Linked DNA regions of Homo sapiens: region 2 is linked to region 1. Evidence: chromatin loops called from intact Hi-C (ENCODE). Cell type or tissue: Caco-2. All regions are shown on one strand.

The links. Hi-C counts contacts between places; a loop is a spot of excess contacts. Peaks named below come from ENCODE experiments on the same cell type or tissue, not always from the same donor. Only the 100,000 strongest peaks of a DNase experiment are listed, where the experiment ranks them.
Region 2: it touches region 1 in a loop (11-fold over the local background); 11 of 110 quality-filtered maps call a loop at or near these places.

The regions. Positions count from the first base shown.
Region 1 is chr10:30,585,240-30,590,239 of GRCh38, reverse strand. LOC105376479 (a long non-coding RNA gene) reads right to left here and starts at 2,554. Exons shown (of 4, transcript XR_930794.4): 1 at 2,454-2,554; 2 at 1,995-2,086; 3 at 1,039-1,194; 4 at 1-635. In Caco-2, no CTCF peak of the experiment used is centred here; no DNase peak of the experiment used is centred here.
Region 2 is chr10:30,357,086-30,362,085 of GRCh38, reverse strand. It overlaps the pseudogene DNM1P17. Among named protein-coding and RNA genes, the nearest start is that of MIR7162, 9.1 kb to the left of the region's middle. RefSeq lists enhancers at 1,873-1,922, 1,806-2,410. In Caco-2, a CTCF peak has its summit at 2,164; a DNase peak (open chromatin) is centred at 1,985.

The DNA.
Region 1 (5,000 bases):
TGAATTTCTCTAATGATCAGTGATATTGAGGTTTTTTTCACTTGTTTTTTGACCACATATATGTCTTCTTTTGAGAAGTGTCTGTTCATGTCCTTTGCCCACTTATCTTTTTTTCTTACAAATTTGTTTAAGTCCCTTGTAGACTCTGGATGTTAGACCTTTGTTAGATGGATAGATTGCAAAAATTTTCTCCCATGATTCCCTGAATACACTCTTGATAAGCAGAATATGAAAATTCAGCTTTTGCAATTTGAATCATATTTTCCAGTAGATTTTAACACGATCTTTATATTGATTGTTCTAAGCCCTGCAGTTCTAGCCCTTTGGAACTAATATTTGAAATAAGCTCAGGGATATTCTCTGGATCCACGCTCTCATAGGAGAACCTGTTGGTGGTTCCATTTTCTCCCCTGGGAGGCTCCTCTGGGGGGTGTTGGTGCTGCAGGAGTGACAGGTGTGTAGCAGGTGTGGGTGAGCTGTGCTGACAGCAGTGGAGGGACCTGTGTGTCCTGAGTCCTCAAATGAGGCAGCAAATCTGCTAGATGCATCCTGGGATGCTGAACTGCGGAGGACTTCTTCCCAAGTACCGGCCCGCAGCCCAGTAACACAGCGCTTGGGCCGCCCAAGGCCACTTCCTGTTGGGGAAGAGAGAGAGACTTCAAGTGCAGAACTTGGTGACAGAGCGCTGAGGCCAAGTGGCTGTTGGGACTGATACCCAAACAAAAAGAAGGCAGACCTCACATCTCAGGTCAGTCACCACTGACACAACCCAGCACCTGACGGCACCTGGGACATCTGACAAACGCAGAAGCCAAAACCCAAATGACAGACGTTCAGAGGGATGAATTCCTGCTGGCAACTTGTGCACCGAAAACATCAGAAATATGCAGCTCAGAAAAAAAAAAAAAAGGTGATTGACCGTCCAAAGTGTCTACTTTTGAAAATTATTTCTTAAAGTTAACATTTTTCACAAAAACATAAATTCATTGGGTTAGAATCGACCCCAAGAAATCACCTGGTCTAGTGTCTAATTCTTACCTCCAGAAGGAGCAGCTCTTAAGCCATGCCAAGCAAAACAAAACAAGACCAACAAAACCACCTGCCCCTTCCCTTTCTTCGAGTTTCTAGAGGAGATTTGACCAGGAACCGCTGCTTTTTTCCCTTCGCCATTAGTACATCGTTGTTAACGTCTGACTGTGGATTAAAACAGACCTGGATTAGAATTCATACTTCTCCATGTACAGGCTGTGCACACTTAAGCACTACCTAACTCTCAGAGCCGCACTTTCTCCATCTGTAAAATGAATACCAGGATATGCACCAATTAGAGGTGCTGCAAGGCTTGAATAAAAAAAATATGTTAACAGCTATACGTGATGCTTGGCCACTATGAATAGCCAATCCATAAACACTTGGCCCCTTGTCTTCCCTCCTCCCTGTCAGGAATAGTTGGGTTATCATAATAACTCCCCCAATATCATAATAATTGGGGGAACACTACTAAAGTTTAATGGTCAGATGTTCCACTTTGCTTATGTCAGCCCTGTAAAGTGAAAAATCATCCCATGTCCTAGACGATTTCCAAGTATACAGCTGAACATTCATACAGGTGAAAAACCCACAGGTAATGATCTCAGCCCAAACACAAATTTTGCAGACAAATGTAGGCATTTTTTGTTTTATTTTATTTTATGTAGAGATGGCAGTCTCGCTATGTTGCCCAGGCTGGTCTCAAACTCCTGGCCTCAAGGAATCCTTCTGCTTCAGCCTTCCAAAGTACTGGGATTACAGGTCTGAACCATCATGCCCAATTAGGCCTTTTTATTAACATGGTTATAAGTATATGACATTTTCTCGTACATTTTGTTGTCAATCAAGGGTAGACTTTTTGTGTGTGTTGTTTGTAACTTGGCCAAGAATTGTTGACAATTTTGTAAAATCAGATTAATAATGTTAATGCCCCCAGAAGTATATAAATCATGAACACAGCATACCTATGTCAGTACATATTGTAGTGGTTAAGTTCCTGAAGATTCCTCACAGAGAGAAATGGACTCTACTGATTCCTTATGTCACAGTTGTTGCACTGCATAGATTTAAAAATAAATTTTGGGTTGCAATTTCAAAATAGTAAAAAGACTTTTTAAAAAATATTGTATTGATAAGCAAATGGGGTCACTGGGTGTGACAGGGCTGAGGGCCCTTGCAGTTGCAAAAGCTTGGACTTCCCAGCCAACCAGCCCTGGAAGGTTCTCCGTGGCCTCCCACTCCATTCATTCATTTGCAGGAGCAGCCCTTCATTGGGGGGATCCCAGGGGCTGCCCCTAGGGGCCCCTCTCATGCACCATCGGCATCAGGCCTTGATGCTTAGAAGCAGCCGGCTCTGAGTGAGTGTGGATGTGGCTGCCTTCCCTGCTGATCCCCAGGGAAATCCCCTAGCATTCCCCACTCACCTGAACTTGACTTTCCCTCCAGCCACAGGCCCTAAGAGAAGCCAATGATCTTCCTCCTCGCTGCCTGTCGCTGAGAGGGGAAGATCGCCAGGGGATCCAAGGCCAAAGCCCAGTGCTCTGGGGCAGTCCCAGCTGGGATCCCACTTCCTCATTTGCTCTCTTCCGTTCCCCTGCCAGCTAAGGTTGTCAGGCTTAGCAAATACATCTGCAGTATTTGAGATATGCTTCTACTAAGCCATGCGATGTTTAAGATATCTAATACAAAAAAAAAATTGTTGTCAATCTGAAACTCAAATTTAACCAGCATCCTGTATTTTCTCTGGCACTCCTACTCCCCATGCCTCTCTGGAGTTGAGAGGTAAGAGGCCAGCAGGGAAAGAGGTCTGGCAGTCACCTGCCTCAAACTTCGGCTGAAGAGGCAAGAGCTGCCCTGGGGGGCCTGTTGCTCTCTTCATTCCCAGAACCAAATGCTGTCCTCAAGTTATCCCCAGTCCCCCCTTCTCCTGAGTAAGGAGCATTATATTTAGGGTAGGAAAACACCAGTATGACTTTTATACTGATGATCTCCAAGATCTTCTAATTTTAAAGTGAAACAAGGAGATACATAACCTTTGTGATCCCAAGAGAATGGCTGCATGAAGCTGTATGGATTCCCTGATAATGCTAGTCTCAGAATCAGGGCACAATGGCAGGATCTTAGGGATCATCCGCTGCACCAGCCCATCTTACAGGTGAGCAAACTGAGGCCAGAAAAACCAAGTGACTTCCTCTTGAGTCCCAGAACAGCATTCTTTCTAGGCTGCTATATGAATAAGACAAAGGGGGGGGTCTTTTCTTCATGGAAGTCCCTTCTCTCTCACTAGAGCGAGAGCTGTTTTCCTTTCTCTGTCTTTTGCCTATTAAATCTCTGCTCCTAAACTCCTGTGTATGTCTGTGTGCTAAATTTTCTTAGCACAAGATGATGGACCCAGGTATTTACCACAGACAACATAGCTGCTTCACTGACATGTCAGCAAAAGGGACACAACTGGAGATACTGGTTATTTTACCAAGGCTTTGACTGGAATGGTGAAATTTGCTTTAAGGAATCAAACTTGACTTATAGAGCCAATACAAGCTCCTTGGGAAAACTGGCCTCACACCTTGTCTACACAGTCCCTGTACAGGGTTCCTGACCTTTGGCTGACACAGCAAGAAAGCCCTCACCAGATGCTGATCCCTCAGTCTTGGACTTCTCAGCCAACAGAACCATGAGCAAATAAATTTCTGTTGATTATAGATGGAAAAAAAAAAGGCAAAGGGGATCCTACATTACAGTCCCAGTGGGCAAAGCAGTCAGCCCCTAAACTTCCTATGCAACTCTTGAATCTCCAAAAAAGTTATAAGCAGATGCATCACAAAGAAAACTCTGTCTATGGGGCAATAATCAGCTATCAGCAAATCTTGATACTTTGAAGGTGGAACCCAGGGACTGTGGAAATAAATAAGGATCTTCTAATTCTAGATTTTCTTGAAGGCAAAAACTTTGTGAGGCTTACATAAAATGTGTGACATGGAGTACATGCCCTCTGCTTTCAACAGTGAGGGTCTCTTCAATCTTGTACTAGTCCCTGGAGGGCTTTAGCACCCTCCCAGTGGCTAACTTACGACATTGTATTTCCTAGAATCTAGGCAGGTGTCTCAACCTTAGTGCTGAATAATTCTTTCTCACAGGGCACTGATAATTCTGTGTCTTGTAGAATGTCTAGCAGCATCCCTGACCTCTACCCATTAGATGCTGGCTGCATCCCCACTCAGTGACATTCAAAAATGTCTTCTAAACATCTGCACTAATATGTTTATCACAGCTCTATTCACAATAGCAAAGATATGGAATCAACCTAAGTGTTTAGCAATGGAGAATTGGACAAAGAAAATATGATATATATATCATTATACTATATATAGAATAATTATATATTATTGTACATATAATTGTATATAAAATATTTAACTATTATATATAATATATTAATATAATATAGTATATATAGTGTATACATAGTATAACATATAGTATATATTTATATATTATATTTATATATTATAGTAATATAATAATATATAATATATAATTATTATGTATATAATATAATATATTGTTTATATAATGTAATATATTAAATGTTATTATATATTACATAATATATTATGTACATGTATACTAATATATAATATATTATATAATTATATATAATATATACACACATCATGAAATACTATTCAGCCATAAAAAAGAATGAAATCATGTCTTTTGCAGCAACATGGATGGAACTAGAGGCCATTATCCTAAGTGAAATCACTCAGAAACAGTCAAATATGGAATGTTTTCATTTATAAGTGGGAGCTGAAGAGTGGGTACACATGGACACACAGAATAGAATCACAGATATTGGAGACTACAAAAGGTGGGAGGGTTGGAGGGGGTGAGTGTTGAAAAATTACCTATTGGGTACAATGTTCACTATTCAGGTGATAGGTACACTAAAAGCTAAGACTTCATCACTA
Region 2 (5,000 bases), 230 kb after region 1:
GGATTAAATCACATACTGGCATATTTAAGCTGGATGTCAGTCTGGAAAATGAATTTACTATATTAATGGAAATACCACTCTGTGTATGCATTTTGTCGTATATTTAAGAAAAAGCTAAAGAGAATGAAAATCGTATGACAATAACTTAAGTCTTTGTTCAAAGTGCGTGCAGTCTTTTGCAATACTTCATTCAGCCAAGTATTCTTTTCCTCATTCAGTATAAGGCAGCTTTCAATTTGCTCAGAAGGCAACATTAGAAAGTTAGAGTTCAACAGAAACATAGAATTTTAAAATGTGAGTTCAACTGAAAAAAATTGAATTTCTGTGGAAAGTAAAGAATCAAAATACCTAAAGATTGCAATATATGATAATCATTTTTAAAGTGTTTGATTAAACCTGATAGGTTTTCCAGAAATGAAAAAATCAGTTCTAAAACCAAAGCTGATTTTTAGAAAATTTGAAAATGTAAATCAGCCCTATCCATAATATAGTTTCTCTAAAACTTTATCTTAAAGAGTCATTTTAAAATAATATAACTATTAAATAATGTAACTGCTATCTTAATGTTTTGAAATTAGTTAAAACATTTTAAAATATGAATACTGTGGTTTAAAAGAAAGAAACAGGTGGGGGAGGGGAGTAGAGAAAGAAATGCCAATTCCAGTCCAAAGCTTTATTTGCCAAGTTTTCTTAGAATGACTTTTACCAACTTATGAATTCTTGTAAACAGAATGTATAATGGAAATACTGAAAGACGTTTGCCTTAATTGGTATTATTGACTGCTGCTGTGATGCCACTGTAATATAATAAATTAATAAACTATTGCAAAGTGCTGGTTTTGCCTTAAAATTTTTTTTTGTATGTCTTGAAAACTACAGTATTAAAGGAACTGAGACTGCAAATGCTGGGCAGGCTTGGCATGAGATAATCTGTTTTTATTTTTACAAAATTGTAATATAACTCTGCAAGTATGTTTATTAAAAGAGCACAAACTACAAAACAGTTATGGGATTTAAAAAGTTATGGCATGAAAAAGCTATGGGATAAAAAATGTTGTGGAAAAGTTGTGGCAAAAAAATTGTGGAAAAGAAGTAGAAAAAAGTTTTGCGAAAAGTTATAAAAAAAGTTATGAAAAAGAAGTTAAGGGATTAAAAAGCAAGTCATGGGACAAAAATAAAAATAAATAAAAGCAGGCCGCTGTCAGCAAAGCCTGGAGAAGTGGGGCTGGAGTCTCCACCCCCACCATGTCCCTAACACCCCTTCCCAGTCACCCCTTTACCATTAGGGTAGCAAGACAAGACCCCTGTTTAATGGGGGCAGACGAACAGATCCTTTGCCACCTTGACCAGGGCTGAGTCCTTAAATTTCTGGATGATGATGTTTGTTATTTACGAGCCAGAGGCTGGTGGAGTTGGTTTGTTTGGAGGAGGCCTAATGGCCTTCTTATTCGCACCGAAGCAACTTTTCCCTCTGGGGGGCTCCCATCTTCTTATTCAGAGGCACAGCTGAGTCAGGACAGTGGGGCTAACTGTAGACTAGGTGAGGGCATAGGCTGCTGGGGTGGCCCCCCTTCCCCAGTGTACATATTGTATCTGTGTAACGTTTTGTATATTCTAGGGGGTAGGGCCACCCCCTGTATTGTACCTAGCAGAGGTTGGAGCTGGTATACGGGGAGGAGGTTCTAATAATTATTTGTGGCTGGGAAACTTATTTATTGATAGCATAGGACAGAGGAAGGAGGTGGGGATGGGGTCGTGGCTCCCTGGTGATGTGACTCCTGTTTATTTTGCTTTTTATTTTGGAATAAATGGATTTAGCCATACTGCTTGACCTGGTGTGTTCCTGTTTCCCTCACTGGGTCCTGGAGTTTGTGCCACTGAACGAGGAGCCCCAGAGTGTCTGAGCATGTCCAGCTGGGCTGTTGGGACATTCCAGGCCTGTTACCTGTATGCTGCCTGGTGACACCTGGAGGATTTCACAGGGACTGCCATGACGCCTATGGGGTGAGTCCAGCCCTGACAGCCAACAGGCTCAGAAGCCTGATCTAGTGGTGACTGGAAAGGCAGGTACCAGCATCCAAGGGCACTGACTTCCATCCACCCCAGGCATCTTCCGTTCTCCGTCCCCTTGCCTGCCTCTCCTGTCTGCACCTGGTGGTCTGTTCTGTCTGTCCCTCCAGAGTGCCAGCTGCCCCACAGGCTCCCTCCAGGCTGAGTTCATGGTCCTGCCCTCTAGTGGCCAGAGCCAGCTTCACAGGGTAAGAACCAGCTAAGCTCCAGGGGCTTTCCAGGAAAAGTGTCCCTTGCAAAGGGTGTGGCCTTTTCACCACTCCCAATAGCACCCTAGAAATGGCTTGAACTTTCCCCTCCCCAGAGCTCCGCAGAGAACACAGCCAGCAGAGGACACATTCCCTGTCATCCAGAAATGGGTTTGATTCTCAGCTGAGGGACAGCAGAACTGGTAGACTGTCAGGCCACACAGCTGCCTGCACAGCAACCCCATGCTTGGTGGGGGAAAGGAAGGATGGTGGGGGCTGGCAGGCCACGGGCCGGGCAGGACAGCGAGGCTCACTGGAGGTGGTGCACTGTGGAGGGGCAATGTCAGGGGACAGCTTTCTCTTGTTGGGCCACAAGACTCCACAAGGACAGCACAGTGACTGATTCCCAGCACTACAGGTGAGGCAGTTGGCCAGGTATGGGGGTGTGTGTGTGTGTGTGTGTGTGTGTGTGTGTGTGTGTGTTATCTATAAATATATATATGCATACGAGTATTTACAGATTTTTTCTTTTTTCTTTCTTTCTTTTTTTTTTTTTTTTTTTTTGAGCCGGAGTCTCGCTCTGTTGCCCAGGCTGGAGTGCAGTGGCACGATCTTGGCTCAGTGCAACCTCTGCCTCTCGGGTTCAAGCAATTCTCCTGCCTCAGCCTGTGAGTAGCTGGGACTACAAGCACCTGCCACCATGCCCGGCTAATTTTTGTAACTTTAGTAGAGATGAGGTTTCACCATATTGGCCAGGCTCATCTCAAACTCCTGACCTTGTGATCTGCATGCCTCGGCCTCCCAAAGTGCTAGGATCACAGGCGTGAGCCACCGCGCCCGGCCTATTTATAGATATTTATAGAACAGGGCAGGGGCATACCACAGAGGTGGCACAAGTTTTCAGCAACAGTCACAGCTGGATATGTCAGCTCTCCACTACAACAGACTAAGTCACAGATGAAGCTTTGGGGCTGGGGGAGCCGCTGTCAAGTCACAGAACAGCCACCCAGGCAGGCTTGGAAAGGGAGGTCTCTGAGAAGAGGAGGGATCTGTTTAGAGGTCGAAGTGGGGCCTGAGGCTCTCAGGATGGGATGGATTTTCCTGACCCGATCGATTGGCTGGCAGTTGGAGAGAAAGCAGAGAGAAAACGGTAGAGAGAAAAGTGGGCAGAGAGCTGGTGAGGCAAGCACAGAGCAGGGGCAAGCTGCAGGAGCTGTGGGAGGGCCGGGGAAGGGAGGGTGCAGGTGTGGGTGTGGCAAGGTTCCTGGAAGAGAGGGGCTGGAAGGGAAAGGGGAGGAAGATGGAGGGAGGAGCTGGAGCTTCACAGGTAGGTCCTGGGGGCTGTGGTGGCCCTCCACACCCTACACACACTGGCCTCTCCCACGGCACCTAGGCAGTGTACCCACAGTTCAGACCAATGCTCAGCCCCCTCGGGCTTCCCTCTTCTCTGGTCACCCTGTCTTCCAACCCACTGGCCCAGGGCTGCCTCTCACCTTGGGGAGCCCCACACAACAGCCGCCAGGCCTAATAGAGAAAGAACACTGCTTGAACCAGGGTGGTGAAGCTAAAAGGGATGGATGGCTGGAGGGTGCACCTGAGGCCCTTCTGGGTGGTCAGAAAGCCCAGGACCCTCTGAAGGGACCCTGGGGGAGGCAGGGAGAGCAGGCAGCTGGATGCCACTGGCCATAGACTTATAAGTCTAAGAGGGGAGCCTCAGCTGGTTGGGGGGCTGCAGGTTGCATAGGTGAGGCTGGGCGCTTCCTGCTGGGAAAAGCAGAAGAGGGAGAGTCCATGGCAGGGAAGGCGGGTGGGCTCACTGGGTGGAGCTCAGCTGGGCCAGCAGGTACTGTGGTCCCCTTGGCTGAACAGCATAGGCAACCCCTAAGAGCAACAGGCCAAGGTGCATGAGGCCGCTGGCTGGTGGTAGTGCTTCAGCGGGGGCCAGGGACCCTGGCTTCAGCCACATGCTAGCAGCTATGATGGTACCTGGGAGAGAGGGAAGGGGGCTGTGTGTCCCTCCCTGGCCTGTGAGGTGTGTTGTGGGATGACTGTGTGCATGGGACTCTCAAGGTTTTATCCTAGATCACCACTGGATTGCCGACAGATAGAGGAGGTGGGACCCTGACTATCACACCTGCTCTGCACTCCCAGGCTGGGAGCTGGATGCCCTGCCCTGCCAGCATGACTCAGACTGCATGACAGGTGTGCCCAAGATGACGTTCATAGGTCTCTGGCCGCCTCAGAGTCCAGCCCCACACACAACCCCTTCCAAGTTCCCAGCCCCTACACCATAAACCACGAGCTCTCTGCCCTCTCTGATAGTTCCAGAAAGCACCCATGCCTGCCAGCTTGGGCATGGAGTCTGTTCCAAGAGCCCCCAGGCTCAGTCATGGAGGCTGGTGGGCTTTGGGGCTGTGGGGGCCAGCCCTGGTACCTGCGTCCAGCTGGGACGCTCTGCACCTGCAGCCAGGAGTCATCCACGGGTCCCCATGACCATGCTGACGGTGTTTGTGCTGATGTCACTGATGATGCTGAGCGCCTCCTTCAGCACGTGTTGCATGCACAGCATCTCATCACACCGCCATGCCTGCTCTGCCGACTCCTCCATCAGCGTGTTCTGGTCCCCACGCGAGTACAGGTTGTCCAGCAGCTCCAAGAAGATGAACTCCTTGGTCTGAGAGTGGGCAAAAAGGTTGGGACCTGATGCCTGTGCCACTCTGGCCACCCCGTCGGGCCCTGCTG